Linked DNA regions of Mus musculus: regions 1 and 2 are each linked to region 3. Evidence: chromatin loops called from intact Hi-C (ENCODE). Cell type or tissue: left cerebral cortex. All regions are shown on one strand. Each heading gives the region's core, and the rest is flanking DNA. Links, peaks and the distances in the headings are about the cores only.

Region 1 (10,430 bases), core at 866-8,865, 660 kb before region 3:
TGCTGTTTAATCATGAGTTTGGTCCTCAAGGACACTCATAAAAAAATGTGATCGATAAGGCACAATTGTGATTTGGGGGCTGTGAAGGCAGAGAAAAGAGCATCTCTGGGCCTCCTGGCTGCAGACTAAATTTCCATGTTCATTGAGAGACTGTCTTAAGGGTATAATGTAGAGAGCTTAAGAACTGAGCAAAGAAATCATCCTCTAACCTCTGATTACGTGTATCCAAACACACAAACACACACACACACACACACACACACACACACACACACACAAACACAAGCACACAAATACACAGCTTTTGAGGATGCCTGAAACCTTCATAAGCTCTCATATTTGCATACACATCTGCAAGCATGCACATTCTTACAAACATGTGCATATAAATACTCAAATACATGCAAATATGTTGCACAATAGAAACTTAGGCACTTAAAAAAAAATCTGCTCTCCTAACATTGAGTCATGTGCTTCTAAGTCGGTACAAGCCTGGAATCACAGGTGTGCTGCTGAATCTTCAGTGTGAAAGAACTGAAGTATGATGTCTATGTGCTTAGTTTCCAGAGAGAACAATGGTGAAGTGGCGCAGAAGACAAAACTATAGTTTCCTAAATCTGCACTGCGGGGCTAATGCTGGAAAACAGCGCATTCCAAAGGAGTTGTTTAGAATCAAGTGCTGATTTAGCTGGATAAAATGCAGCTGTCTTATCAAATTACACAACTGGATTCACACCATCGACTAATTCCTGGTGGAATTTTAAAGATACCTTTATGGGTGATTTTCTTCCCAGTGCAGAGATTCTTAAATTAGACGGTTTTAAAAACAGGAAAAAAAAAAGCCTCAAGTATCTACTCACAAGGATTATTTCTGTTAGCAACTGTAGAGAATGGAATTTGTGCTTTGTTAGGTCTAAGGTCACCATTTCAAAAGAATTCCTAAAATGTAACTGAATCTAAATAAATTTCAAACTGACAAATTGTCATACATTTTTTTTAAAGTTATTTTTTATATGACTTCAAGTCACTCTAATCATTTGTCATGGTACCCAACATATTTTAAATGATGAGAACTCCTCTCATGAACACAACTTCTTCACTAATGTCCTTACTTTACATACTTTTTTTTTGTAAAGAGTAACTTTCTATGGAGAATATTATGCAATATCTAATAATCATTGAATATCAGGGTGAAGAAATTAAATTCAGTTGGCTTCACAGTAAATTTTCTTTTAAAAAAATAATCCATATTTTTAAATGAACGTATCTCTCTTAAAGGATGCTAATGGTCCCTTCTTGCCTTCAGGTCTTTCCACCTACCTTGTTTCAATATTCTTGTAACATTATATAATAACTTATAACATTTGTGTGTGTTGGATGTGTATTCATATGAGCATACATGTACATATCTGCATACATAAAGAGATGCAAGAAGTGTCTTTATCGGTCTCTTTCTCACTTGTTTTGTTAGACATTGATTCTCACTGAACCTTAGTTCACTAACTTGACCATAGTGGCCACTCAGAGAGCTCCAGAGATTTCTTATCTCTGTCTTCCCAGTTCTGGGATTAGAGATGAGTACACAGTGCTTTTCATGGAGATGACATTCAGGTACTAGAAATTCTGCAGCATGCACTTTGCTGACTAAGGCACCACCCTAGTTCCATGAATTATCATTAAATTAGTAGAACTATCTATTGATTTTTTTCATTCAAACAAGTGGGCAGTTCATTTATCAAATCAATAAGGATATATTAAGTAGCAAAGTATCAGACACTGTGGTCTGATTTTTTCCCTTTATCATTCCCTTCTTCATTCTTTCTCATTTGCTTTTCCATTCCCAAACTAATACTAAAGAGAAGTATAATAAACAAACAAACAAACAACAAGAGTAGCAGGAGCCTATCAAGCAACCCCAGTCAGGTCCATAAAGATGAGGAAAGACAGCTAAAGGAGATATTTTCACATTGCCAGGTAGATGGGGTGAATGGGAATTAGTGATGTCTTCCATAATGACAGGCAGTAATAGGAGATTATTAAATCCCCTCTTTGTTGGGATGCATCAAATGACTGTAACATGGGAATGTACACTGGACTGTACAGGCAAGATAAAAAACTGAGACAAATATTAAAATCCAAGAGAGAACAAGCAGTAAATCTAGATGGGGTAAATGCTGCATTTTGGAGTTTCCATCATCAAAGGAATGTATTGGAAATAAACAGCTGTCTTCATATATACTTGCACTTTAGTATCCTCATCTGTATTACTAGAATCTAAGAATATACGCTTGTTGAGATGCCTTCTGGTCCTGAGGCACTGTCTGTGTTATATTGCCTAACAGCACATATGACCATAACAATATAGCATTTAATATTAAAGTAAATTTTAAGTTAATTTAATAGGCTTAATTTATATCAGCTTGTGTGAATTACAGAGGCAAGCTTGATATGATTATTCTCTGTTTATAATATATTTGAGACTAAAAGAGAGAACTCTCAGGTTTTGTTCCATAAAATAATGACTTAGACCTAAAAATATATACTGTGCACTGACAAAATTGCCTATAGTTGTGGAAAATCACTCCTTAAATCTAGTGAGCAACATGATATACACAGTCTTTTTATTTTCTTTATTTTTAAACAAAGTTACTGAATTCATGCTATTTACTGGTTTGTGTTTCTGATTACAAGATGCTGTCCCCTGCTGTTTGCTAAAGATTATACCAGCTCAGAGTCACCAACCCAGAGAGAAATAATATGACAAGTTTATTTGATCTTAACATCAGAAGATCAAAATGTGGACTTCTGTGTATCTATAGAAGAAAAACCACCTTGGGGACATCACCTTCCCTCTGCCCAAGTTGTCTCACTGCAGTGACCTTCATTTCTAGACAGGGCTTTGAACAGAACAGCTGATGCGCTGGAAGCATGAGGATGGAAGGCCTTATTTACTAAGCAATTATTTCTTCTAAAAGACAGCTTATGAAGGATCTTAAACCCATGTATCTATTAAGCATAACTGACATCCCTGATGGATTTATATATAAACACTTGTGTGTCTCAACTAAGTTTGCATGTGTGCTTTTAGGAGCGTTCCCTTGCTGAGTCTTTATTTCGGTTCACTTTAACGAAGACCACCCAGCAGTATAAAACAGTGCCATCTCTACAGAACTACAAACTCTCCTCCGGGGAACCACACTGATAATAAGAGCCAGTGTGTTCATGACTGTTTTCTATATGACAGGCTGCTCTCTGTGTGACCGGAAACTTGAATTCATGGGAAATTAGAAGAAGTGAAATTGACTGGATCTGGGTTCAATATTTGGCTGTCATTTACCAAGTATATCATGACATTTCACTTTGCCTGCCTTCAAAATCGTTCAGCTGTTTGAATATTAAATAAAGTGATGCATAAAAGAGGCTGCAAAACATCATACAGAAGCGTGATTAATAATTGACTATGAATGCAAATATGAATATCAGATGACCAGTTCAGTGTCGTGTAGAGCAAATAGGCAACTTTGGTACTGTAGATAGGCAATGAGACACTAAGCAGAACTAGGACATCTTCCTTGATTCTCTACTTAGCATCATTCCTTCCTTTTATGTCACTCAAGAGAATACTTAACTCTGAAGGGTGATAAAGGTGTCTAGTAACAGCTGGTATACCTCGGTTTGAATTACCATACTGTTGATCTTCCCTATGCTGTCTATTTCCCTAAAAAGAATTCCTAATACCTTTCAATTTACTTTTAAAAATGGGGGGGGGGCAACTTCTCTGAACCCATCCAGAGCATCTAGGGAAAGAATTTTCCAATGTTTCCCCAGTGAGTAAATGATGCTTGACCAACACAAACTGACGTTATAACCAGTGGCTTACTAGTGTTTGTGAATCAGGCCATGTAACATCTTTTTAAATATAAAAGCATTAACTCCTTCACAAATTCACATTGTACATGTGTAACAACTACATCAATGCTCTCACAAACCTATTGAGAAACCATAAGCAAATGAAGCTGAATCTGCGACGAGGGTATTTTCCCTTGCAGGTGATGACATCTGAAATCCATATTACCGCTTCTCCTTCGCCTTCAAAGAAATGTATAGATATACATTTTTGAACTCCAAAGAACTAAATATATAGGGGTTTGCATATAATATAAAAGGGAAAAGAACATTTGTCATGAACTTGGATAGGCCTTTGATATCCCTGTAGTAACACAAAAGCTCTTATCTTATTTCCCAGCCATAATTTTTTTTAAACATTTGCACACTCTGTTTGAGCCAAGAGTGGTATCTGATATTTGGAATGTTATAAAACAAAACCACAAACACACACACACACACACACACACACACACACACACACACACACACACACAAATCAGATGACCAAATACACCATAAAAAAAGGCCCTAGGAGAAATGAAACAAAAATATTTATTTACCTTCACTTTCAACAGGCACAGTCGCTAATATTTATAATCATCACTTTAAATTTCATTTGACCTCATATCTCAAATATGCTTGGGAGACTTAAAAATGACTGACTGTAGCTAATGGAAAGAGTTTTGTGATAATTATATACCAGAGAAAAATGTCAAAATATGTAACTATTTTATCATTGTTCTATGGTCCCCGCTTCTTAGGAAAGGCAGTAGAGGTGAAATTTGCCAAGTGCTCTTCTAACACGGGGTGATGGAAAAGCCCACATTCAGGAGCGAGGGATGCTGGAATTGAGTTGTCAAGCTGTCCCGAATGTCTTGTACAAACTGAACAGGCCAATTTACTGCAACACTGCCTAGACTGAAGGCTCCTATCTAGCCTTTACACTTGTTTCCTCCTGGAGAGATTACCCTGCTCCCCCAAGCTTTCCCTCCCTGGCAGCTCCTGACCTACCCTGGATTCCTCCTGAAAAACCAATTCTCCAAAGGAGAGCAGTCTTAATCCCTACCTTGGGACCAGCGTGCTGGACTTCCCAGAGAGGCTCCTACCATCAATCTGAAAGGAAAAGCTTAGTGTTTGTTGATAATTTTTAAATCAAGTGGTGAATTGATTTCAATATATTCTCTTTTGTACCTTAAAACTCTCAGCTTTCGGGATGAAAACCAGCAAGCTTTAAAAAAAATAAAAAATAAAAATAAAATTGACAACTCCCACACAGCCTGAATTGCTTTTTCTGATTACAAGCCTCGGACGCTGAGGGGCTGCTTTAAAACGGCGTTTTTCCGACTCTCCCCTCCAGGTGGCAGCAGTGCTACACCTCAGTGGTTCCAATCCCTTTTTCCCTGACTTCAAGTGTTAATGCAATTGACCAATCACTGCTAAGATGATGGGAGGTAATTGGGTAATTGTATTTTACTGATCTCTAGCGGAGAAAGGGAAAGGGAAAGGGGCAAGAAAGAGGGCCAGAGGAGGGGAAGGGACTGCAGTCCTGGAACGCTTTGGGGAGTCAGGACCCTAAGTAACAGGACCTGGCATTGGTGGAAAGTCTAGACTGGCAGACGCTGCCAACCGCTCAGTGAGCGCTTTCATTTATCTGGGAAGAGAGAAGAGAGAGGAGAGGGAGAGAGTTCACCGCGAAGTGGATGGAAGGGGAGCCGGGACTATGGCACTGAGACCGGCGCAGAGCAGCTGCGCGCCCGAGGACGAATCTCCTCCAGGAGGACCAGCGGGCGTCGGGAACGGCTGCGCACAGAGGAATCAACTTGTGGCTCCAGACCGTCCCCAACGCAGCTGGAAATGAGATCAAAGCTGCAGTTTCATTCCAGAAGGATGAGAGGAGCCAGTGATTAGAGAATTTTTTTTAACCCTCTTCATTCCTGTTTCGTTACCCCCCCCCCTTTTTTCTTTAAATATATTTTTTGAATATTTTTTTTTCCTTTTTAAAATTACCTAACACCACGTCAGCCCCTTCACTTTGTTTTCCCTGCTTGAAATAAAAGCCTAGCCTGAACTTCCACAACCTTGGGGACTCGAGATCTACTGCTGGATGATGGAGAAGGGGACACCAGTGCTGGCAGGGGCCGCTGGCGAGGGACCGCATCGAGCGTCTCTCCGGTGATCCCTGCCCTGATCGCCCAGTTCAGCTATACCTGGAGGACCTGTACCCAGTGCTGGGAGTGGGGGAGGGGACCCAGTGAAAGCCACCCAGAGCCTTAAAAAAAAAAAAAAAAAGTAGCTGACCGGGGGCGGAACGGGTTTGTTCTTGACAGCTGACGGAGCCTTGAAATTTTCCTCCTCTACCTCCGCCCCCTCCCCCGCCCCTGCCCCCCGCACTCCATTTAACGTGAGATTATGAAATCGCAGAGGCGGTGGAGGGAAGGCGACGGGATCTAACAGGGAGTTTGGAGGGGCGAGGGGGGAAGGTGGCTGGGTGGCTGAAATCAAAAATCCAATTGCGCACTGGGTTGTGATGAGAAATCTAATCAGATCTTTGACGAAGGGGCCGGCCGGAAGGGTAGCCGGTGGGGGCAGTTGATCCCTAAATTCTCCGAAGGGAAAGCTGGGGAAAGGAATCGAGGATGTAAAGACAAGACTTTTTTGTTCTTCTTTCTTTCTTTCTTTTCTTTTCTTTCTTTTTTTCCTTTTCTTTTTCTTTTTTTTTTTCTTTCCTTTTTTTTAACCCCCGGAGGAGGTGGCTTTTGGGTGCCTTGCTAAAATGAAGGATACGGGACGCAGCTCTCTCTTGGAGCAGAACGCAGAGGATAAGGTGATGGTGCCAGAGAGAAGAAAGAATGAAGCTTTTTCTTGTGAGACCTGGATCGTAACATAAATGTGTATATGGCCACACGGAGAGCATTGGGGGGAAAAATGAAATAAGCTGATGTCAGACCTGCGGGGTTTGGTGTATTCTGACATAAATAATCATAAAATAGCTGTCCCCCTCCCCCAAGGATGTTTGGAAATGAAGAACTGAGGATCCACAAAGAAAAAGTGTGCTCATTTTTCTCTGTAAAAGAGAAAGTACGCCAAGGAGATATTTTTGGAATGAAAAGTTTGGGGCTTTTTTTAGAAAAGTAAAGACCTGATATATATATATTTTTTTTTCTTTTGGAATTTCCCACAAGAGGAGAGGAAATTAATAATACATCTGCAAAGAAATCCCACTGAAGAAAAGTTGACCGTGGAAGAAGGAAGCATTGATTGGGAAAGAAATCAGCAGAGGACCCTTGGATCAGTGCCCGTGTTGACTAAAATTGAAGGATAATTGCAGTTGGATTTTTTTTTCTTCACCAACCTCCTTTTTTGTGTGTTTTCTTTCTCGTTTTCTTTTGGTGTCAAGACCGTGCATTCTTTCTTGTTCTTAACCACCTGGATTTCCCTCGGGATGTAGCTGTGCTGAAATACAGTGAGTGATCCTAATTTTCTTATTTATCAGGGCAGAAATTGTTCATTAATTTAGTGTTCTGGTTCTCTTTCTTTCCCCCTCCCCCCTCACTGTGGTTTTTTCAAGGACCCGGCTATTGGGAACAAGAAAATGAGGGACAGGGTGGCCCACGCAGTTGTTCCATCAAGCTGTGCTCACTGATAAGCTGGACTGCTATAATGATGCAGGTTGTCTGCATTCTACGCAAATGCCTTTGCAAGTGTTCAGTATGGAGAAGAAGGAAAGAAAAAAAAAGCTCTCCATGAAAGCTGCTGCAGTGTGGGGTGCGGATGCTAGTGATTGACACTCTAGAATGCATTTAAGTTACCAGGAAACCCCAGAGTTAGCAGCACAAATGTTGGCTATTGGAAATCGAAGGGGCCCAATTTAAATTTCATTATCCAACCCGACACTGCAGATCAACAGAAGTATTAACACAAAACTAAGATACTCAAGCAGGTGAAGGATGGCTTCTGGCTAATTCATAACAGGGAATTGTGCGGTGGCAGAGGAAGTGGTAGAGCGCTTCCTGCACTCCCTTGTCTAAATGTGGTCTTTGCATCCCTGGGGGCTTCAGTGATGAAACTGTGACTGAAACAAGGAGGACCCATTCACCCCACCCCTTGTAACTTCAGACTCCCTTGGTTTTCAGAGAAGTGGCACTCAGATTGTAAAGGACCTGAATATTTAGCATAGGCTTTGTGAGGAACCCTCCAAACACCACTAAGATACAGCTTTTGAGAGAAAAGGCAGACATTTACCGTCCTGCGGTAACTTAGAAAGGAATACCAAAGAACAATTTGTGTGTTGAGTACCAAAGCTTATCATGGACCAAGTTTGCTTTGAAAGAAAGAAGTCAATGAAGACAAACAAACCAACAAACAAAAGTAAATAATAATTAAATAAAAGAGAATGTTGCATGTGATTTGAGAGGCTGGGACCTACAGGATCACCTCCCCCTCCTCCACCTCTGTCAGAGTCTTAGAGCTTGTCTGCGATACAGAAATGCTTTCACCCCCACCTATGACACCCACCTCTCTCTGGAGGCTTCGATTAGAACCATGAACTGTCAGGTAACTTTAGAACTATATCACACAGGCTAAGCAAAGAAGAAACTGAGGCCAGGAGAGAAACCATAATTCCTTGGTTAATGACCAAACAAGTCTGAGACAGATGACTCACACAAGCCTCAGAGAAGCAGACAAGTTTTGAATCCAAACTAGGAAGAAATCTGGCACATATATGAGGCTCACAGCTGCCATTTTTATTTGGGAGAGAAAGGCACAGTGATCTAGAGATGATGAAGTAAACTTCTGTCAGTGTAGACAACAAGATTTCTAAGTGCCAACATCCCTCTCCTCTCCTCTCCTCTCCTCTCCTCTCCTCTCCTCTCCTCTCCTCTCCTCTCCTCTCCTCTCCTCTCCTCTCCTCTCCTCTCCTCTCCTCCCCTCCCCTCCCCTCCCCTCCCCTCCCCTCCCCTCCCCTCCCCTCTCCCTCTTATCCCCTCTCCCTCTTATCCTCTCTCCCTCTTATCCTCTCTCTGTCTGTCTCATGGTTCACAAAACTCTGGCTTTAAAATATTTAAATCCCAGAAGATCCACAAGTCTGAAATATCCCAAAGGAGATAGAAGGCAGCTGCCTCCTGAGTGCCCTGTTAGTGCTGGGCACGTTTATTGCTCTGAGTGGTAGACTCTAGAGAGTCATTAAGGATCTGTGGAGTTAGATTTATATTAGAGAGGTGATAATAGAAACCAGAAACACTCTGCTAACAGCATCTATGTCTGTTCTTTCGCTCCCATCATCTGTTCTTATCCTTCTTGTTATTCCTTAACTAAGGTAGCCTACAGCAAAGCACTTCCCTAATTTATTTCTCTAGGCACATGTTTCCTGTTGGGAAACACAGATTCTGTAGGAATTTACCAACTTATGAAAACACATGTGCAAATTATTTTCCTTGAGAACTTTATGGAGGCTTCTATATATTTCTCCCTCCCTATCCCTGTCCCTGTCCCTGTCCCTGTCCCTGTCCCTGTCCCTGTCCCTGTCCCTGTCCCTGTCCCTGTCCCTGTCCCTCCCCCTCCCCCTCCCCTCTCCCTCCCCTCCCCCCTTCTTCTCCCTCTCTCTCTTTCTCATCTTGTGTTTTGTGTGTGTGTCTTTTAGTCCTTTATGATTTGCATGGTTATTGTTGTTAATTCACCATTCTTGATCATGTAACAAGTCAAGTTATACAAAGTTGTTGATCCTCTGCAACTTAGTGCAACAAGCACAGAAGTAAGAAGAGAAGAAAATGTCTTGAGATTTTCCTTACTTTATAGTTCAAGTACAGGCTTTGTCTGGAAAACTTGCCCTGCAAGTATGCTGTGTCTGCTAATCAGGAGTTTTGGTACTATTCATCTTTGTTTTCCATAAAACTTTTCTCAATACTGAACACTACTCCCATTCGACCACAAACTATATTTTTCTGTTCAACCTTGTCATGGCTTTTCTGTCCCTCTCCCTCCTTATACAAATAGGTAGATGTTGCCAAGAGGAGGGAAGGAAGGGAAGGAAAAGACAGTCTATTTGAAATCTGTGTCAGAACAAAGCTCCATCTCCCTGACAGGACCAGGTATTTAAGGTGTTCCTTGTGAGTGAATTACTTTGCCAGCATCACACTTGGGTGCCCAGACTAAGCTTGGGAATCCCCTTCTTTGGCTTGGGAATCACTTGGCTGTACAGTATCCACAAGTTTTTCATGGGATAGGAAAGAAATCCTGGCTATGGTGGAGTTGAAATCCTACCTAATGACTGCTTCAGCTCAAGTTGGCCACTCAGTGTATTTGTGCTAGGTAGGTAAACATAGGCACAGAAGTCTACTAGGGACCACACACCCAGAAAGCTGCAGGTTAGCACTAGTTTTAAAGGTATTTCAAATTTCTTCCTCCTGTAATCTAATAGCTACACCCTTTGAGCAATATTTTAAATTTCCCCGTCCCTCATCTTTTTTCTTTTGCTTGTGGGTTGAGAATAACGTCTAACTTGTTGATAAATTATACTTGTTTTGTAAATTATAAGTGATATT
Region 2 (10,430 bases), core at 1,580-9,579, 160 kb after region 3:
TTATTAGGACCTAATTATCACCCAGAGGCACTTTCTCCTAATAATCATCACATAGAGAGTTAGAATTTAATTGCTTAATTTTTTTATGGTCCATTCAGTTCTATAACAAGAGGTTGCCTCAGTTCTTGATTTGATGTAATTACATTTGTAACAACCCTATTCCTAAATAAAGTAGAATGTGAGCTACCAGGAAGTAGCACTTCAGCATTTCTTTCTGAAGAGCACAGTTCACCTTACAATAACAAGAAATGAGTGATTAGAATAAAGAGATAAAATCAGTCTTTACAATTGTGCTAAATACTATGTTTCCCAGTATCCATCACACATCTCCACTCTTCGGGTACAATTATTAGGGTTGCATCAATAATAATCCCAGACCATGGCCATGTCTTTTTTTTCTACATACACATGTTGCATGAACTGTGTTAGTGTTAATAAATAAAGTCAAATAATGGTGAACTGGTCACTTATTGAAGGTGTCTTAACTCCTATAAGGGAACACCATTCACGTTTCACTTCTTATTTTATGCAAATAAATTCTGAGTCAGTTCCTGTTTGTCTAGGCTCTTAGAAAGTATCCAACTTACAAAAGATTCTTTCTCTGTTTCTTTGTGTGTGTCTCTGTCTCTCTTATTATACATACAAACACAAACACACACCAGATTTCTTTAAAAAATCTTTAATAATTAGCATTCACATATTGGTATATTTCCTTGTCATTATTCCCTGAAATATAGACAAAAATAATTATTTAGATAGTTTCCATTGTGTTAGATGTTCTAAGTAATAATAGAAAAGATTTAAAGTGTATGAGAGGGTATTTATAAATCATATAGAGAAATAGTTATCATTTTATATAACAAATTTGAGTACACATAGATTTTAGTTTCTGTAGGAGGTGTTGGGCCCAATCCTGAATAATACCCAGGAAAAAATGGCTACTCTGGAATGAAAGGCATTCTTCTACCTTAAAAATGCTGAATATTTTTAATCAAACTTTAATGTACTTTTTCTACTTCCATCTGTTTTATTATACAGAAGCTATTATAAGTACAATGCTTTTTAAAATAAAATTATCTACTTAAAATAAATGTAATAGAGATACATTCTTTTTCTTCCTTGGTGGAATACAGCCCTTTGTGATTAATAAAGGAGAGTAGACAGTCTTTTGTTTTTTCTCTATTCTTGTCATGTACAATTTATTCATCTTATTTGACAAGTTACTGAGAATCCCAGAATCTCCCTGGATACTTACAAAGTTAATATTGAGATCAAAAGACTTCTAAAGATATTTTCAGGAAATTTGACATCATTTTGTAAACTTAAAAGAGAAGTGTGCTAAGTGAGAATCCCTCAACCCTGGATCCAGGAAGTTCTCACCATTGGCTAAGAGATGCTGGTTGTTATGGTGATTGTAATTGGTTGAATTTGATTTGAAATATAAAAGACATTCAATGGATGTAAAAAGTCACTGTTTTTAGGGCAGCAGGCATGGAGGAATAAAGAGAATGGGAAAAAACCCGTGTTCTGCCATAGTTCCAGTTCTGTGGGTGGGTGGATGCGGACTACTGCATTTGGGAAGCCACGAACCCCAATCCGTGGAGGGTAGACAAGGGGCAGTCTGAGGTCTCTGGGCCTCATGGAGGCTAAAGATAACAGGTTCTCAGTCTTGGGCATCCCAGGAACTGCTGGAAACCATGGAAGAGCTGATAACAAAGTGGAGACCCTGGAGCCAGCTAGGTCATCCTTGGAGTGAAAAGAGGAGAGGACAGGGAGAGAGAGGGCACTGGGTGGTTCCCACAGGGCAGAGTCCTTGGTCCTGTCCATGGCTGGTGCTCAGGAAGGCCTTCCAGCTGGAGGTTAGACATGGCTCTTAGGGGAAACCTATTCCATCATTCAATCACGGTAGGCCTGGATGAAAAGAAACAGTCTATGGTTTTAGAGTTTTATTGTAGAAAGACAGAGAGAAAGAGAGAGGCCAGTCGTGGCCTAGTGGAGAGAAGGGAGGAAGGGAGGGGTAAAAAGAGAGCTAGAGATGAGAATAAGAAAGGTGAGAGCTAAAGAGAGTGAGGAGGGACCAAGCAGCTCCTTTTATAGTGGGTTGGGCTATCTTGTTGCTGCCAGATAACTGGAGAGGAGCATACCTGGCCATTGTCAGGTAACTCTGAGGGTGCAGCCTAGCTAGAATGCCAGGAGCTTGGGGCTTTGTCGGCAGGACTGATAGTCACAGAATTATTGAGTTGGGGGTTCTGTGGTGTCAGGCACCTGTCTCTGGGAACGTGTCTCACTGTTCTGTCCCTTGTTGAGTTTTCTACTTGGGTCTCCGGAGCAAGCCTCACTCAACCCAAACAGGCTGCCTTCCACAGTCCCCCATCAGTTAGTGTAACTTCTGTAATGAGAATAAGTATAATGACTGAGAAAAATATGAAGATCCTTCACCTTTAGTACGTGACGGTTTCTTACAGGGATATGCTATGGTTCAAAGAAAACTGTTCATACCTTGAAGAGACTATTATTTTTTAAATGCATTCTAGTTTTGTTATTGTTTCTTTTTTGCCCCTGTAGTTTATTGAATGCAAAGGAATATATAGATCCCACCAGGTTTTCATACTGCTATTGAAAAGGTCGGCTTTGATGTTTATTAGGTCAGGAAACTACATAGAGCATGCCACATAAGATCTCAAATGGTTTCTCTTAGAAATGTTGAAAATTATTACTGTGCAGATTTGACTAGCTGAAATAAATTATATTATCAGGACGACATAATGTTGTATAAGTAGATTTTTTAAAAGCACCTGGAAACAGTAGAGAGCATTGCATATGTAATGCGGTTTGTATGAAACTAAATTTAATTTGTTCTCAAATTGTCACATCTTTAGTAATTCTTTTCTTTATTCTTAAAATGACTTTTCCACAATGTTCAGTTGTGCATACCTTTATTCCTCACCTTACGATGCAGAGGCAGGCAGGTTTAGATGACATTGTGGCCAGGCTACTGTACATGGTTTTAAAGGCCAACCAAACCTGTACAGTGAGATTTTTATTTCAAAAATAATTTTCTTGTATTTGTTCCTAGCATATAAAACCTGAAGCATCTATTGGTTTTCTAATGTGTACTCAAACTCCATTTTAAATCTTACTCATTGTCAAAGATTTTACTTCATTTTGAAAATACCATGTAGATGATAATGTATATTACAAACAATGATAATTTGATGTCTCTTTCAAGCAATATCAGTTGTACTTATTTCTTGTGTATTGTACTGGCTAAGCCTTAAAACACTATGTTTACTAGAGAAAACATTTGGATTTCTATTTCCACCTCATTGTCAAAATAGTGTTTGAAACTGCATTTGCATTTTTATTTTGAGTCAGGGGCTTACTTCTCCAGGTTATCCTAATTTAAGTAGCCAAAGATGATCTTGAATGTCACAAGCTCCCATGTCACTTCACAATTTCTGGCAATACAAGCATTAACCTCCACGTTGAATTCCTGTGTTCCTGGGTTTGGACCTTGGGCTTCATACATGCTAGGAAATCTCTCTACCAGGTAAACCATACCCTGCGACCAATACTACAGTATCCAAGGAACACTTTATGGCCATATACTATTGGAGGATATTCTACTCTGTAGTCAGCCAGCCACAGCAAACATGGCATGTAATACTGAAGCTTTGAGGTGCTCCTAAGTCAACAATGAGCAAAACATGCCCCAGGATTTATATGGCAAAAATATCCAACCTCCCAGAACCTTAACTATTTCTTTAAATCATTACAGTGTCTTTCTTTTTCATAACATGGTTCTTTGAAACTTCAAATGTTACTATGAAAAATTCCCCTATATTTACTGCATCTTTCAAGTCTTTATCTTGTACAGCCTTTGGTTTAGGTACCTATAAATTATAGTCAATCATTTTTCTCCTGATCTAGTTCTGAAAATGATTATTCTAATATTTAACAAATAATTTTTGACTAGATTTTTTTGACATTGCTCAACTCAAACTTATTATATTCTTTAACATGTAGCTATTTTCTGTAACTGACGCAATCATGTTTGTTTTATGTAAAAAATTCTATTGACATCCTGTGCTTTTTTTACTTGCTTTCAGCAATGAGGGAGAGCTTGTCAGACTTATATATTTATGTTTATTTGTATTGAAATTATTAAGACTTTAGCTGAAATATAACATACATTTTTGGATTTAAGAGTTAAAGAAGTTTCATTCACAAGAATTGTTATATATTATTGTTAATCAAATATTAATATTTACTTTAGGAAAGGAAGATGAAATACTACTGTAGTTAGATGATAAGTGTCTAAAATACATGAGCTACTTTAAGTGGCCTAAACAAAGTAAAATGTAAAATCACCAGAATTTTACAAGAGTAAGTATATCTGAGTTTATTAACATATGCAAATTCAACACCTTTATTCACTTGCTTTCTTGAATCTGAATCTAGTACTAACAGCCTTCAGCAGAAATCTTGCTCCCACATACATTTTTAGGTAACTATAACCAGTGTTGAACAGATGAGCAGCAATACATCTACAGCCCAATCCTGTGCATTCCAATTCTTCCTGACAGATCTACTTTAAGATCCTGGCTTGCAAGGACATGTTGCATCTAAAGTGGGCACTGCCTGTGAGTGAATTTGTGCAAACAAAAATATATGAAGATGGAGACTGTCTCAAAATAAAACATGCGGGTGAAAATAGTAACTAAGGCAACAGCAGTAAGAGGAGAGCTGCTCAGTACAATCTGCAGATGGCTGTCTTGAATACATATTCCAGTTTTCTGTTACAGATTTGGCTGACGCACCTCTATAGGGAATGAACCAACTGATAACAACCCATCACACTGTTTTTGCCATACCGTGATGTGTTGTTTTGGTTTGGTTAGTTCAAATTTGAACACTCTCACCATCACTTATATGTGTCATTCTGAAGGCTTTTATTGTACATAGATGTTTCCTAAACATTTTTGAGAATCTGTATATTATCTCTCCATCTGTATTTCAACGTCTGTCAAGGCAGACAGAATATATTATTATACCATGATAACTAAACAGATAATGATAGTAGCAAGATCAATACTTTGAAAGCAAAATAACTGAGATTGTATAAAATCTAATAATAGAGTATGTCCTTCTATCCTTCTAAATTATGTGAACATACATAATCATAATTTTCTTCTTGGATCTTAGATTCTGATGTAAAATTGTGAAAGCTGATAATAATATTTTAATTGGTTTTATGAAATATTAAATTATATTTACTTTGGGTAGACATGTATCATGGTTGCACATATATGGCATTACTTATATCCACTTGATTCCCAATTGTGATATGATAATCCATAATTTGCATTAATTTTCATCATAATATGTTACATTAGAAATATAATGTGATTTAGAGATAAGAAACTGTACTGCACCAATTTGAATTCTCTATGTTAAATGAGTTGTGAATGTTGTGTTAATCAATTAGAACTTGTTGCCAGTTGATTAAGAAGAATCTACAGTCTTGGCAATAGCCTGGGTCTTTGGAGATTCCCAATGGAACACTTAGGTCATCAACTAATTTTTATATAATATAATCTCTGTGATAAAATGTTCATTTGATGATAAAACATATATTCCGTTGAGACTGTCTCATTATTTGGAGATTTCATTTAGATAATATTCGTACAGGTGTGTGTGTGTGTGTGTGTGTGTGTGTGTGTGTGTGTGTGTGTGTGTATATATATATATAAAGTTTCTACTATATTAGGTGTTCAAATTCCCTTCAAATGCTCCCTAATTTAATATCTTACCTTGTATTCCCACCCACATATCCTCTCAATTCCCCTCCCAAATTTACCCTCTCATGCTATTCCCTCTCAACCATCCATAATTATCCTATTTTCCTTTCCTAACAAGATATATCTGTTCTCTCTAGTCTGTTACTGTACTCCAAACTTCTGCTATTCTCTGGATTATAGCTTGATTGTCACTGACTTTATGGATGATATTCACATATAAGTAAATGCATACTTTATCTTGCTGAGACTGGGTGAAGATGACTTTTCAGGAAGATTTGAGTCAAACTCTTTCAAGATCAAGCTATACCACTCTTGGGCATATACCAAAAGACGCTGGAAGTGGTACTACCAGAGTATCACTTCCTCAACCATATTCATTTCTGCTCCATTCATTATAGTAGACACTGGAAACAATGTAGATATTCAGCAGAGGAACAAAAGGATAAAGACAATGTGATACATTTATAGATGGACTTTTACTCAGATGTGAAAAAAATGACAATATAAAATTTTCAGGCAAATGGATAGGACTAGAAAAAAATAACCCACAGTGAGGCATTTCTACTTTTAACTTGAAAGGCTTCACAAAAAAGTCTAGAATCCTTTCTTGTCTCTATGGTCCTATCAGGAGGAAGTTTCTTGATTCTGCATATTTACATTAATTATAAATATACATACATACATATCTCAATCTCTATCTATCTATCTATCTATCTATCTATCTATCTATCTATCTATCTAATTGTGGGTGTGCTTCTGTGTGAATGGGTGTGCATGTGTATGTGTGCATTTGTGTGTGTGCATGTACATGTATGTGTGTACATATGTATGTTAGTGTTCAACTTACTAGGTGGGATGTGACTTATTGATACATTGATTTTTTTTTATTTCCTATAACTGAGGACTAGAGCAGAGATTTTGGTATTTTTGGTCAATTTTACTTTTCTTCTTTTGATAAATGTCTACTTATATTTTTGACCACAATAAAAGGATGGGTTTCTTAATGCAGTCTCAGGTCCTGTGCAATTGGATTGGAGCAGATGCTGTGTTCCACTCACTAGAAGTCTTAAGATCCCGTGGCGGGTGTTGTGGGTATGCAAATCAAAACAACCCTGAGATTCCACCTCACACCAGTCAGAATTGCTAAGATCAAAAATTCAGGTGATAGCAGATGCTGGCGAGGATGTGGAGAAAGAGGAACACTCCACCATTGTTGGTGGTATTGCAAGCTTGTACAACCACTCTGGAAATCAGTCTGGCGGTTCCTTAAAAAATTGGACATGGTACTACCGGAGGATCCAGCAATACCTTTTCTGGGCATATATCCAGAAGATGTCCCAACCGGTAAGAAGGACACATGCTCCACTATGTTCATAGCAGCCTTATTTATAATAGCCAGAAGCTGGAAAGAACCCAGATGCCCCTCAACAGAGGAATGGATACAAAACAATGTGGTACATTTACACAATAGAGTACTACTCAGCTATTAAAAAGAATGAATTTATGAAATTCCTAGGCAAATATTGGACCTGGAGGGCATCATCCTGAGTGAGGTAACCCAATCACAAAGGAACTCACACAATATGTGCTCACTGATAAGTGGATATTAGCCCAAAACTTAGGATACCCAAGATATAAGATACAATTTGACAAAGGCAGGAAACTCTAGAAGAATGAAGACCAAAGTGTGGACACGGTACCCCTTCTTAGAATTGGGAACAAAACACCCATGGAAGGAGTAACAGAGACAAAGTTTGGAGCTGTGACAAAAGGATGGACCATATAGAGACTGCCATATCTAGGGATCCACCCCATAATCAGCTTCCAAACGCTGACACCATTGCATACACTAGCAAGATTTTGCTGAAAGGACCCAGATATAGCTGTCTTTTGTGAGAATAGGCCGGGGCCTAGCAAACACATAAGTGGATGCTCACAGTCAGCTATTGGATGGATCACAGGCCCCCAATGGAGGAGCTAGAGAAAGTATCCAAGGAGCTAAAGAGATCTGCAACCCTGTAGGTGCAACAACATTATGAACTAGCCAGTACCCGGGAGTTCTTGACTCTAGCTACATATGTATCAAAAGATGGCCTAGTTGGCCATCACTGGAAAGAGGGGCCCTTTGAACACAAAAACTTTATATGCCCCAGTACAGGGGAACGCCAGGGCCAAAAAAATGGGAATGGGTGGGTAGGGAAGTTGGGGGAGGGTATGGGGGACTTTTGGGATAGCATTGGAAATGTAATTGAGGAAAATACGTAATAAATTTAAAAAAAGATGTGTTTCTTCTTTACTACTGAATTTTAAACATATATATATATATATATATATATATATATATATATATATATATACACATACAAATACACATACATATATAAAATCATTGGAACACTAAAGAATCCTGTGATAATACTAAACTGAATGATGTAATATTTATACAGAGGACCTGTGTGTGTGCTGTGTGTATATATGTGTATGTGTGTGTAAATATGTGTGTATATAGATATTTACATATATATGTACAAATATATAATAGCTATATATATGTGTGTAAACATATATTTATATCATGTAGTCATATGTATGCATAGCTATATATCCATGTATATATACACTTAGCTATATATGCATAATATATATAATGTATATAATAACCTCTAATCAGATAGATGTTTTGTAAATATTTTCTCTTATACTGAAGGTTGCCCTTTTATTTTATTGATTTTTTTTACTTCATTGTGAAGAAGCTTTTGAGTTGGATGTAGTTCTGCTTTTCTATATTTGGTATCATTGCCCATGCTTTTGGTGTCAAGTATGAGAAATCATTGCCAAAAACAATGTCAAGAAGCTTTTCCATTTAGAAGTACTTGAAATAAACAAACTCATAGAAACTAGAAATGGTTGTCAAAAGCTAGGAGGAACAAGTAGGAAATTGCTGCTTGATGATTATTAACTTTTAAGGCATAAATAACTTCTCAAAATGTGCTGTAGAGTATAGTACTTATTTTACAAATATAACTCTATATGTAAAATATGATGAGAAGGCTCTTACTTTCTGCCACTCTCATACTGTACAGACTGAAGAAGACCTAAAAACTTCAAGGCTACACAAGCCGCCCCACAGCCTCATTGGCAAGCACACCAAGCACCCGTGACACTAAGGGAAGGTTGGCAGCATCTATCTCCACAGGATCAACTTCAACAAATGACATCCAGGTTACTTTGGGAAAGTTGGTATGAGGCATTACAACTTGAAGAGGAACCAGAGCTTCTGCCCAACTGTCAACCTGGATAAATTATGGACATTTGGTTAGTGAGCAGACATGGATCAATGCTATAAAAAAACAAGACTGGAGCTGCTCTTACCATTGATGTTGTGCGATAAGTTTACTACAAAGTTTTTGGGAAGGGAAAGTTCCCTAAGCAGCCCATTACTGTGAATACCAAATTCTTCAGCAGAAAGGATGAAGAAAAGATTAAGGGTCTTGGAAGTGTCTGTGTCCTGGTTTCTTATAGCCACCCAGAAATTTAGTTGTCTTATATTTTCCATGTGAAAAGAAAATATGACAAGAAGATAGATCACATTTTAAGTGACCCTACTCAATTATAAGTAATTGGGCAAAATCACAAAAGGAAATAAGTAAACAATGGATTGCATTCAAGCCTTAAGCATGGGGTAGCTGTCCCAAGGTGTGCAAAAGTTTAATCATAAACATGCTCATACTTGAGCTTGAATGCTATGAATTAAGAAATGTATATGAAATATATGATTTTTTAAATTATTTTTGGCTCTAAAACTTAATTCTTTCCTCACATACAATAAAGCAAAGATATATATGGTCTCAGAAGCATCTATTATATCGATACTTCTAATTAAGAATTTCCTTAACACATATATATCATTCTCATAATTTTACCTTTTCTTGTGACTTCATATCACACCTAAAATATATCGAGCCCCATATGTAACAGACAATGTTTTCATTCCTATACATACATTACCACATTTTAGAATTTAATTATAGAATCACTATAATCATTTCTATATATTAATGAATAAATCAATCATTAAATATATAAAATTATGTCCCATAAGTGAAGAAGACAAGTTTTAGAGCTACATATGATTCAAACTTAATCTTGACTTTTCTGGTTGGAGTGAGTGACTTATGAACACTACGTATTGCTTCAAAGGCAAAAGCTGTTCAAAAACACTTTTTTTTTTTGGTAGAAATATGTCTTTTCACCATTTGATTTCTGCCTACTTGTTTCCTAAAAATACACTTCTTTTCCATAAAGTGCCCATTATACTGTGTCAATGAGTGTGGCACCATGCATAATTTATCTCAGAGAAGCATGTAATTACAAAATTAACCTTTTACTATTCTGTTAATCAGTTGTGAAAAAAAGGATGGAAGATTAGAACATTAGGAACAGTGTCCACTTCGCTGTTGTTCCTTTTTATTGCTAAGTTACTAGATAATGACAAAATTCTCAAAGATAAGTGGTAGAACATGTTAAACAGGCATGACATTTTACATGTATAGCATGACCTATTACAAATGTATTTCACTACTTTAAAATATACCTATTGAGAGCTTGCAGTCTGTTTAAATGACAGGA
Region 3 (10,430 bases), core at 1,105-9,104:
AATTTTAGCATGAACTTTTAGTCAAAGAAATCTACCCATAGAACCAGTATTTGTTTCTGAAAAATTAACAAAGGATCCATCAAGAAGACATAAAGCTTTAAATAGTACAGCTGCTGTCACTAAAATATAGGCTGTGGGTTTGCTTTTCCAGAAGCCAGCATAATACCTTATAAAATAAATTAAGTTAGTTATACCACAAGAAATATGAATATACTGATTTTATATCATATAGAAAAATTCTCTCTTTAAGGAATGTTTGTATTCATTAAATCCCATACATCCCTGGGCAGAAGAATGATTTGAACCATCAATTTCTTTGTATCTTTAAGATAAAATTCATTTACAACCTTCTGCTAAAGGCAGGTTTGGAAAGCTTAATAGAAAGTATAAAACAGCTCTTTCTGAATAAAAAAAACATACACTATAAAAGAAACAGAACAATACCAGAATTATAGCAGGGAAAGGAAGGGAATTTTACAATTTCCTACATGGACCACAATAAATCTCTACAAGTAAACAAATGAGAAATACATTGTTTGTTAGTTTGTTTTGTCCAATTCTTTCTGTACAATTTTGAGGACAAGAGAATTTTAGTATCCAAAAATATGTACAATATTTTTAACAATAGGAACACAAGCAAAACAAAAATGACACAAATTACTGTGTTGAATATGCTCTGGCAATTTTTCATTTCATCTTTAACTTGATTCTTAGATTACATTGGGAATAAAAGAGGACTAAAGCATCCCAACAGCAAAGCATAGATCCTTCTCTAAGGTTTTAAGAAACTGTGAATATCATCCCATAAAAAAGAAAAAATAGATCCTATTTGTATGAATCTAAGTTTTGAGTAATACAGAAGTCATTGTAAGGATAAAACAAACCAACCGAGACCTCAATGCATGCTTACAATTAACCAGAACCAGAGAATGTTGTCCAACACATAAGTATGCCTCCATAAGTTCTAAGACCCGAGTCTCATAAAGGCCTCCAGTTTAGTTCTGTCCCATTGCTATTTGTTCCTGTTTTGGTCCCTATATATATGCACACATTGCTCGTTTGTATCCTTTGAGGTTTGAAAGGAGATGCACATGCTATAAATGTACTAAAATATCCATTGTTCTCTGAAATTTTTATTTCTGCTGTTTTATTTCTTACAATGTTGTTGAAGATCTCACGGCATTGCAAATGACATTTGTTCTTGGCACACTATTGATACTATTTGGCACAAACATATCACGATGACAGATTTACATGCTATCAAATAAAAAAACCAAACTGTCTTTTTAATAATCTGTGTATTATTTACTTTGTAATTTCCATATCCTGGGCCACTACTGAGTCTTGAACTGAATTCTATTACAATATATGCTATATTATTATTGTAAATAATACTTTTAACGGACTTTACAATTCACACTTGCATTTTTATTACAAAGCATAGAATCCCACAAAGTCCAGACACTCTACCCAAAGAATAGTAAAAGTAATGAATTTCAGCAATGAATGAAATGTAATGTAATAAAATGGAAAGATTTTACAATATGAATGACTCGTTATCAAGTAGGGCCAGAATAGCTTATGCCACAAATGGTCCGTGTTTATTCTTTATGTTTGAACACAAAATATTTCATGAGAATCCACTCTTTACAATGGCCAAAGAGATACTTTCACTATCATGTAACATAAAATATTTGTCCTCAAATTGCCCTAAAAAATTATTTCATGCCAAAAGGTTAGGTTGTTTTAAAATTTTTAATTGTTTATACAGATATTTTCATTGTTCAATCAGGGAAAATATAAGCCAACTACAAAACAGAAGAGAAATTATTACACTCGTTGTTACAGCCTGTAAATATACCTATATGAATTTATGACTAACAACCCTTGGCTAATATCAATCACCAAGCTCCTTTTTTTGAAAACCATCATTTTATTATACATTAGTCTTCCCAACTCTGCATGTCTGTTACAATACTGCTCTTTAACTTATATTGTAAACTTATGGTTCTCTTTTTCTAAGGCTCACATGTTTGGGGAAAGGTGTTGGTGCAACTTCAATCCTTATCTTTTCAAATGAGATAGTGCATTTTGAGTTGTTTTGTCAAGAACAGTTCAAAATAAATAAATAAAACCAAGAATAGTAACCAACTCCTAAATATCTTTAGTGTCATATGCAGATAACTATCCTTCAGATCTGGCAGTAAATCACAAAACATTGAAAATAGATTCACTTTTCTTGTGTTCTAATATGTTATATCCTGAGATCACACCTAGAGCTAACACTATTAAAGGGATAAACAATTAATACATAGAAATAAGACTTCATTTTACTACAAAATTTAATGTGATCATGTATTGCTATATATAGAAATGTAAATTTAATATATAATTTGTGATGAGTTTATATAGTAATTCTCCACTGATGAACACACACACACACACACACACACACACACACACACACACATATATATATATATATAATTTAACTGTTTTTGAGTGAAGTCAAAGGGTTGTACAGGTTAAGTACATGATAAATTACTCTACTGAGTCATTTTCCTAGTTCAGAACTTGACATTTAAAATACACTTCTATTTGATGACCAATGGCCACAAAATTCCAAAAGATTAATATTATTCATTTTTGGCTCATTAATGGAGAGAGTTCACTTAATCTCACGTATGAATGAATAAATTTCACTCAAAAATATTACCAAAAGTCTATTAAATATTACCCAAAGTGATTATATATAAATGCTAATCCATCAATTTTATTTGTGTATAACTAGTATGATTTCAATTTTTCTATCCAAGTAATTATTTGTTCTCCTCCCCACGCTAGTATAGCTTTCACATGAAATATATTTTACAACTGAGGTCCATAATACTGAATGCAATAGTCACTTTAAAAATCTATTTGAAATTGAGATACTGGGGAGGCAACGTAAAAGCAATGTCTGAGTAATACAAATTCTCTAACACAATAAACTTATCTGAGATGGTTTTGTCTAAATTAAGAGGAAGATTTTTAATTATTATTGATTCTTTTATGGCAACTGAAAATGTGCATATATATGTGTACAGAACATAATGTGATTAAGGCTTATGTATATTTTTTCATTGTTTTAACTATAGACAACTTGAAGGCTTTTAGATTAACAATTTTTAAATTTAAGTGTTGATTTTAATAATATAAACTATACAATTTGTTTTACCATAGTCTCAACTGCTAGTATAATGAAATTTTATATGTTTTTGTTTGGGTTGCTTTCTTTAGTGGCTTATGACCTTGAGTATTTTAAATAAAAATGAATGGTACAGTAATAAAATAATAAGCAAATATCTATTGAGTGATTACAAATTAGATATCTGTTAGGCTATGGAAAATAATAGACTTTCATCCATATAGTTCATGAAGTTTTACATCAAACTACAGAGGCATCCCAACATACCTAAATCAACTACAGAGGAATAAATCCAAGGAGAATGTTCATTCTTTGTATAAATTCTTCCCTGCCTTCATTTATCACACTCATTAACTCAATGCTGCCTCTATCAAAAAGCATAGATGGTCCCTCTAGGAGTTGGATGCTGCATTTTTCTGTTTCACAGAATAAAAATGGACAGAGAATACAGGAACAAACACTGAAACAATATAATGGAGAAATAAAGCAGTTTGAAGTGGGTATTGAGGAAATTTTATGAGGAGTTAGCATTTAATCTGAAACACTGAGATTGTTAATTTGACTAGATAGATGGGAAAGACAATAACATTTAACGATTTTTAGAAATATTAAAATCACAATCAAAATGGATATTAGCAATTTTAATAAAATACATAATAATTAAATATGAAATGTATGATGTTAAGATAATTGGATGCTTATTAAGATACTTTTAATATGAATTTTATATTTGCTGACACTAGCCATAGAATAAATTCCAAATGATCTGAAGAGAGCAAATGTATAAACCACATCTACTCACTTGTATTACATTTATTAAGTAAGTATATCAGAAAAAAGCCATATCACATTTTTTAAACATGACATACATACAAATCAAAATTTAAAAAAATATATAGGTTACTGTGTAAAGGATACATAAAAACATTTTAGAATGTCAAAGTATGGCTATGTATATGAAGTTAAATCATGATAAATGAAAATTACATAAAATAGCTCAGAATCACAGACTTTTTCAAGTGGAACATTAGATAGGTACAGAAACCTTTGAAAAGAACTAATTTTTATGTGATCTCAAGTTGCCAAGTAGTACAAAATCCTTATAAAACAAGTAACATGCATTTTAATAAACAAGAGTGCCTTTGAAACAAATTCAAAGATATTTTGTAACCAAAATAGTTTCTCCTTTGCACATATGTTTCTGGGTTTGTTAAGAAATATTACAATGTGAAGAAGAGACATTCTCCCTGTGCCAAGAAGATGGCAGCTGCTGTGATACTTAAGTAGGAGTTAAATTTACATTTTGGAACTAGGTTCTTAAATTATAAAGTAGATTCTAAGCATGCCTCAGAGCCCTCTTCTTTTATTGCAGTATCTTTACATAGAAGGCATCGTGATTCTGATGGCAGAGATTAGCTTGAGTAGGTGGCACTGAGTTAATTCACATACCCGTTGCCCTGGGATACCTAAATTTAAGCTGCCTATTCTTTCTCAGGGCAAGAAATAAAAATAAAGTGTGCCATTTTATTGATGTTGTGCATTTCAAAACCTAATCTTTGTCTGTTCCTTCCATTTATTCACATCTTTCTCTATAAAAGAGATTTCATACTGCTAACTTTGAGGGAACATCAAGAAAGTAAGAGAGTTGGTCAAACACAGCTTTGGAGTTAAGACACTGAGTATATTCTTGAATAGGATGAATTTTCATTCATTCAGTTCAAATCATTCAGAGGCATAACATTCAAAACTCACCCGCAGCATACCAACAGATTTGGATACTCCTCACTAAGACCATGAGAATTGGCATTGCATTTGTATATGAGTAACAGGCTTCTTAAACCATGTTTACAGACTGGCTTTCCAATGACAATCTCCAAAGGAGAAAAGACATATTTCAGTACTGTGTCTTGTAATGTGTTGTAGTCTGTTGTAGCCAAATGTACAAGTTGATATTTCCAAAGAAAAATGTTCACAGATAAAAAGAGACCATTTTTCTTTCCACCCTAATTTCTACCTCAGATATTTTCTTGGCTTAAAATATTGTTAATTAGTATTTCTTGAGTGAATTCATGTTTATACACAAAGGTCATCACAAATTCAGAAGTATTTATTAGACAGAGTCTCTCCCCACACCTTGATTTATTTTCACTAGCAAATACAAAAGGAGGTTATTAATTGTATTTTACTATCCACTAATTTGATTAAGTTAAGGAGTTAAAGCTGTAACTTCCAATATCATGTTAGATTTAAGTCAACATGCACTTTGCACTCCAAGTATCTTCTAAAACACAACTACCCAAAGGAAATTTTCTTGTGCTCTCTGACAGCTGGTGATTAAGTAAATGGAAAACAGAGAAAACATCATCTGAAGCTGCCTGGCCTTTTGTGTAGAGCTGTTGTCAGTACTGTTAACCATTTTGCACTTGTACGATCAGCAATAGCAGTAATGCTGAATAAAGTAGTTACAAATGACAGCTGTGTATGTAAAACAGAGCTCTGAGTGTCTCTTCTTGTGCAGTCCTCTTAAGGCTTCTCCCAGGGCTTGCTGTCTCCATGGTAACAGCATCACTGTGATGCTGCTAAAGTGTGTTTTGAAAGCTGCCTCTACCTGAGAAGGTAGCACATGACAGAACTGTCTGCATTGTTCCTTATCTCAGATTAATTTTCTAATAAAAGTACATCTCATTAATTAACAATTAAAATATGTATTATTTTTCCTTCTCCATCTTCAGGAATTCTTCAGAATGTTTCGAAGTATATTATAATATCTTTACTATACCAAAATATGCAAAATCAATATATGTATAATTTTAATGGATAAATAAGTAGATTCATTTACTCAAAACATGTGAATTATTGTTTCTAACAGCAGAAAGTATACACTATGACAACCTGGTGTTTTAAAGCACAAAGTGAGAATTTTCTGCTTTTTTTTTTTTTTTTTTTTTTTTTTTTTTTTTTGCTTGATGAGAATATAATCATTACAAAGTTGTGTCTGTATAGGCTGTTTATTTGCCTAGGAACAGAATGATACCACAAGGACTTCTTTTAGCTCTAAACTTTTCTACAATACAGAAAAGATATCCTGAGACCATTATTCCATTTACACCAGTAATGATCAATGTTTTGGTCTTTTTGATTACTCTGTTTTTCATGTTGTTCTTTAATGTTCTGTCAAGATCACACAGAACACAAAATTAGGCAATAGCAAAATTGTAAATGTAAGTTTGTATTATTTCATGGAAAGACAGAATTCTAAATTATGTGGTATAGATTTTAAACATTTAAGTTATGCAGTGGTTTAAATTTAAACAATAAAAAATCAAATAAACAATTACATTTTTTACCATATTAGTAACTTGTTACTATCAAAAAATGAATAACACTGATTAGATAACATTCTATTGGCAAAATCAAATATTCTCATACTCTAATATCTTTCCTTAGTGTTAATGGCAAAGAAATATTGACTTGCATTTAAGGACTTTTTTTTATCTGTGGACATTTAAAATTGTGGTATTGTAAATAAGCTCTTGAAATCATAATGTACTATCTTTTTTTCTTTTGATAGCCCACATAAAAGCCACCTTGGATGGAATATATCTGTACATCTGTAAACTCACTGCCCAGAGCAAAAGAGAGAGGCAAGTAGATCACATAAGCTAATTGACCAGTCAGTCCAACAAAACTAATGAACTTAGGGTTCAGTGTGAGATGTTGTGTCAAAAAACTAAATGAAGAGAGGAATTTTAAACTAAGTCTGACCACCTCAGGTTAGTCTTCAGGACCCACAAGGTAGTAGAGACTTGACTTATCATAGGTGGTTATCTGTTCCCCGTTTAGAGTGTACACTAAATAGACAAAATATGATAATGTATAAATTAACAACATTTAAAGGGTAGCAGGCATTCAAGAAAAGTCATGTGATATCAACCTCTGGCCTCCATATTCAAGTGCATATACTTGCACATACACTAATATGGACACATATTCATACTAACACTAACAAGAACATCTACCACACAAAACACTTAAGACATATAACATGCATATATACACATGTGTATACACATAAACAAAACAAAACAAAACAACCAACAGAACAAAAAAATCACACTTTTATTTAAGTTTAAAATGTAGCTTTGTTTTTAAGGAGAAAAGATTTGTAAATCAGTGTAAATTTCAAATTATACTAATCTAGCAGGTATCAAGACACTAAAATATATAGAAACTCCAATTATCTTCTTCACTGGGGACCCTGTGCTCCATCCAATGGATGGTCGTGAGCATCTACTTCTGTATTTGACAGGCACTGAGAGAGCCTCTCAGGAGACAGCTATATCAAGCACCTGTCAGAAAGCTCTTGTTGGCATCCACAATAGTGCCTGGGTTATGGTGGTTGTATATGGGATGAATCCCCAGGTGGAGCAGTCTCTGGATGGTCATTCCTTCAGTCTCTGCTCCACACTTTGGCTCTGTAACTCCTTCCATGGGTATTTTGTTTCCCCTTCTAAGAAGGATTGAAGTATCCACACTTTGGTCTTCCTTCTTCTTGTGTTTCATGTGGTTTGTGAATTGTATGTTTGGTATTCTGAACTTCTGGGCTAATATCCACTTTTCAGTGAGCGCATATCATGTGTTCTTTTGTGATTGGGTTACCCCACTCAGTATGATCCATCCTGATCCATCCATTTGTCTAAGAATTTCAAAAATTCATTGTTTTTAATAGCTATATAGTACTCCATTAAGTAAATCTATCACATTTTCTATATACACTGAAGAAGCTCGAGAAAGGACTCAAGGAGCTGAAGGAGTTTGCAGCCCAATAGGAGGAACAGCAATATGAGCTAACCATTAATCCCAGCGCTCCCTGAGACTAAATCACCAACCAAAGAAGATACATGGTGGGACTCATGGATCTAGGTGCATATGTAGCAGAGGATGGCCTAATTAGTCATCAATGGGAGGAGAGGCTATTTGTCCTGTGAAGGTTCTATGCTCCAGTATAGGGGAATGCCAGGGCCAGGAAGTGGGAATGGGTGGGTTGGTGAGCAGAGGGAGGGGGTTTTCGGAGGGGAAAACAGGAAAGAGGATAACATTTGAAATATAAATAAAGAAAATATATAACAGAAAAAAAGAAACTCCAATTATTTACTGTGTAGTTAACTAGGTCTATAAAGCTAATAACTGCAAACCATTTTTGAGCATTTATTTCATATCTGGAGAAATAAGCTTTAAGAGAAGTAAAATAACCATAATTCTTTGAATCAGCTGTTGTAAGAACTTTCCAATAGGAAGAGAATAGGATAGGGTGGGTTGTAACTTGCATTAGTGATCATCAATTCAAGTATCCATATAAGAAAGTGCATAATGATCTTAGGAAGCTGACATAAAACATGATAAGAATCATCAGAGTTGTAAAAAAAGAGAATAACATGTGATAGGCATTTTAATAAAAAGTAAGCCATAAAACTAATGATCACTTGAAGCCCTTGGAAATAATAATAATCTGTGTCTACTTACTTGTGTAAATCTATGTATAGGATTATAGTTATATCAATAAATAATCTATCCTGTCACATATCTATGTATCTATCTATTTATTTACCAGTCCAATTACCTACCTCTGAATTACCAACCTACCTACTTACCTACCTATCTATGTATCTTACTTAATCTTACCTAATCTCTTCACTACAGAGTAATATTTTTATATAAAGAGTCATTCAAGGTCCTAGAAAAATCCTTAGAAGTTGAAAGTACTTGTTTCTCTGACATAAAATTCAAGTTAGGTTCTAATCACCCATGTTCCATAGCTGACAACCACCTGTAATTTCAGTTCCATGGCATTTAAATCCCTGTGATATCTGTGGGACATTGGCACACATTCAGGAACACACACAAATAGGCACATGCAGGAGCACAAACGCAAACAAATGAACTCACAGAGACAGACAGACACAAAGATAAAGAGACAGACAGAAGATCAGAGAGAGACAAAGATAGTACATCAGAAAGAGAGAGGAAGAAAAATATGTAAAGTTGAAACTATTTAATAAACACTTAAGGTGAAGGGCATTGCTCTCAGGTTGCAAAGTGAATAAAACATATTGAACAAAAAAAAAATAAGAAATATATTTATAGCCTTTCAGTAGTAAATACAATCTGTCACAGAATGTAAATATTTGTCTTACTATAAAGGAACATGTACATTGGTTATCCCTTTCTTTGTCATTTTGATAATATTTACTGGTTTCTTGTGTCTTTAATATGTTTCTACTCTGTAGAGAAGACCCATCATCCAAGCTTAGGTACTAACTAGATTTTCTCCTATGATCCAATTTTGCAGTAACACTGCCTTAATATTGTCATATTGTGTTTGTCGTAAGACAGATTTATCCAGAGAGATAGAATGGATAGGAGGCAATTGGAAGATAGATGGATACAAAAACAAGCTGAATGCTTTAGCAAGGGAGAGCTCTGTAGATGATGATGAAGACAAGCAATCCTAAGATAGACTGTCTACAAAATGGAAAAACTAGGAAAACCATAATACCATAATAAAAACCATAATAATCTCCTTTCAAGTCCATAAGACCAGGACATAACTCAGGCCAAGTTTGGAGGCCTTGTAAACCAGCAACTGTTTTTTAAGTTAAAAGCTGAAAGAGAAAGACATGGAATTCTGATATCTGGGGGCCAATGAGAAAGTTACCATTACTACATAACAGAAAGAACAAATTCATGATTCCTCTACTGTTACCAATTTGGTGTGGCTACCCATATTGTTGACAAATATCCATAATTTAAAAAAAATATTTTTTCAGGAGTAATTGTCAAAAAATATACCCAGTATATGGTTAGCTACTATTTAGGTACCCCTGATTACAGTCAAGTCGTCATTTAAAACACTTTAAAATGTATCTACCCTCTTCTATGTGAAAAGAACTACAAAAATTTTACCAAATCATTGAATATTTTTGTAGTATGAATTTACCAATAATTACTGAGATATTCGAAGCCATGTGATATCAAGGTTTTTTTTTCCATTTTTATTAGGTATTTAGCTCATTTACATTTCCAATGCTATACCAAAAGTCCCCCATACCCACACACCCCCACTCCCCTACCCACCCACTCCACCTTTTTGGCCCTGGCGTTCCCCTGTACTGGGGCATATAAAGTTTGCAAGTCCAATGGGCCTCTCTTTCCAGTGATGGCCGACTAGGCCATCTTTTGATAC

What was found. Hi-C counts contacts between places; a loop is a spot of excess contacts. Peaks named below come from ENCODE experiments on the same cell type or tissue, not always from the same donor. Only the 100,000 strongest peaks of a DNase experiment are listed, where the experiment ranks them.
Region 1: it touches region 3 in a loop (6-fold over the local background); 4 of 42 quality-filtered maps call a loop at or near these places.
Region 2: a loop joins it to region 3, with 9 times the contacts of the local background. A loop is called at or near these places in 2 of 42 quality-filtered maps.

The regions. Positions count from the first base shown.
Region 1 is chr2:97,461,070-97,471,499 of GRCm38, forward strand. It overlaps Lrrc4c (leucine rich repeat containing 4C), which reads left to right. Exons shown (of 9, transcript NM_001363047.1): 6 at 7,071-7,351. Among named protein-coding and RNA genes, the nearest start is that of Gm22313, 230 kb to the left of the region's middle. In left cerebral cortex, for the core only: CTCF peaks have their summits at 2,719 and 5,247 (motif pointing right); DNase peaks (open chromatin) are centred at 4,877, 5,311, 6,170, 6,312 and 3 more places; H3K4me3 peaks cover 3,886 bases; H3K27ac peaks cover 3,809 bases.
Region 2 is chr2:98,282,389-98,292,818 of GRCm38, forward strand. No RefSeq gene overlaps it. Among named protein-coding and RNA genes, the nearest start is that of Gm33780, 420 kb to the right of the region's middle. In left cerebral cortex, for the core only: no CTCF peak of the experiment used is centred there; a DNase peak (open chromatin) is centred at 4,644.
Region 3 is chr2:98,119,097-98,129,526 of GRCm38, forward strand. No RefSeq gene overlaps it. Among named protein-coding and RNA genes, the nearest start is that of Gm33780, 590 kb to the right of the region's middle. In left cerebral cortex, for the core only: no CTCF peak of the experiment used is centred there; DNase peaks (open chromatin) are centred at 4,551 and 5,704; H3K27ac peaks cover 1,179 bases.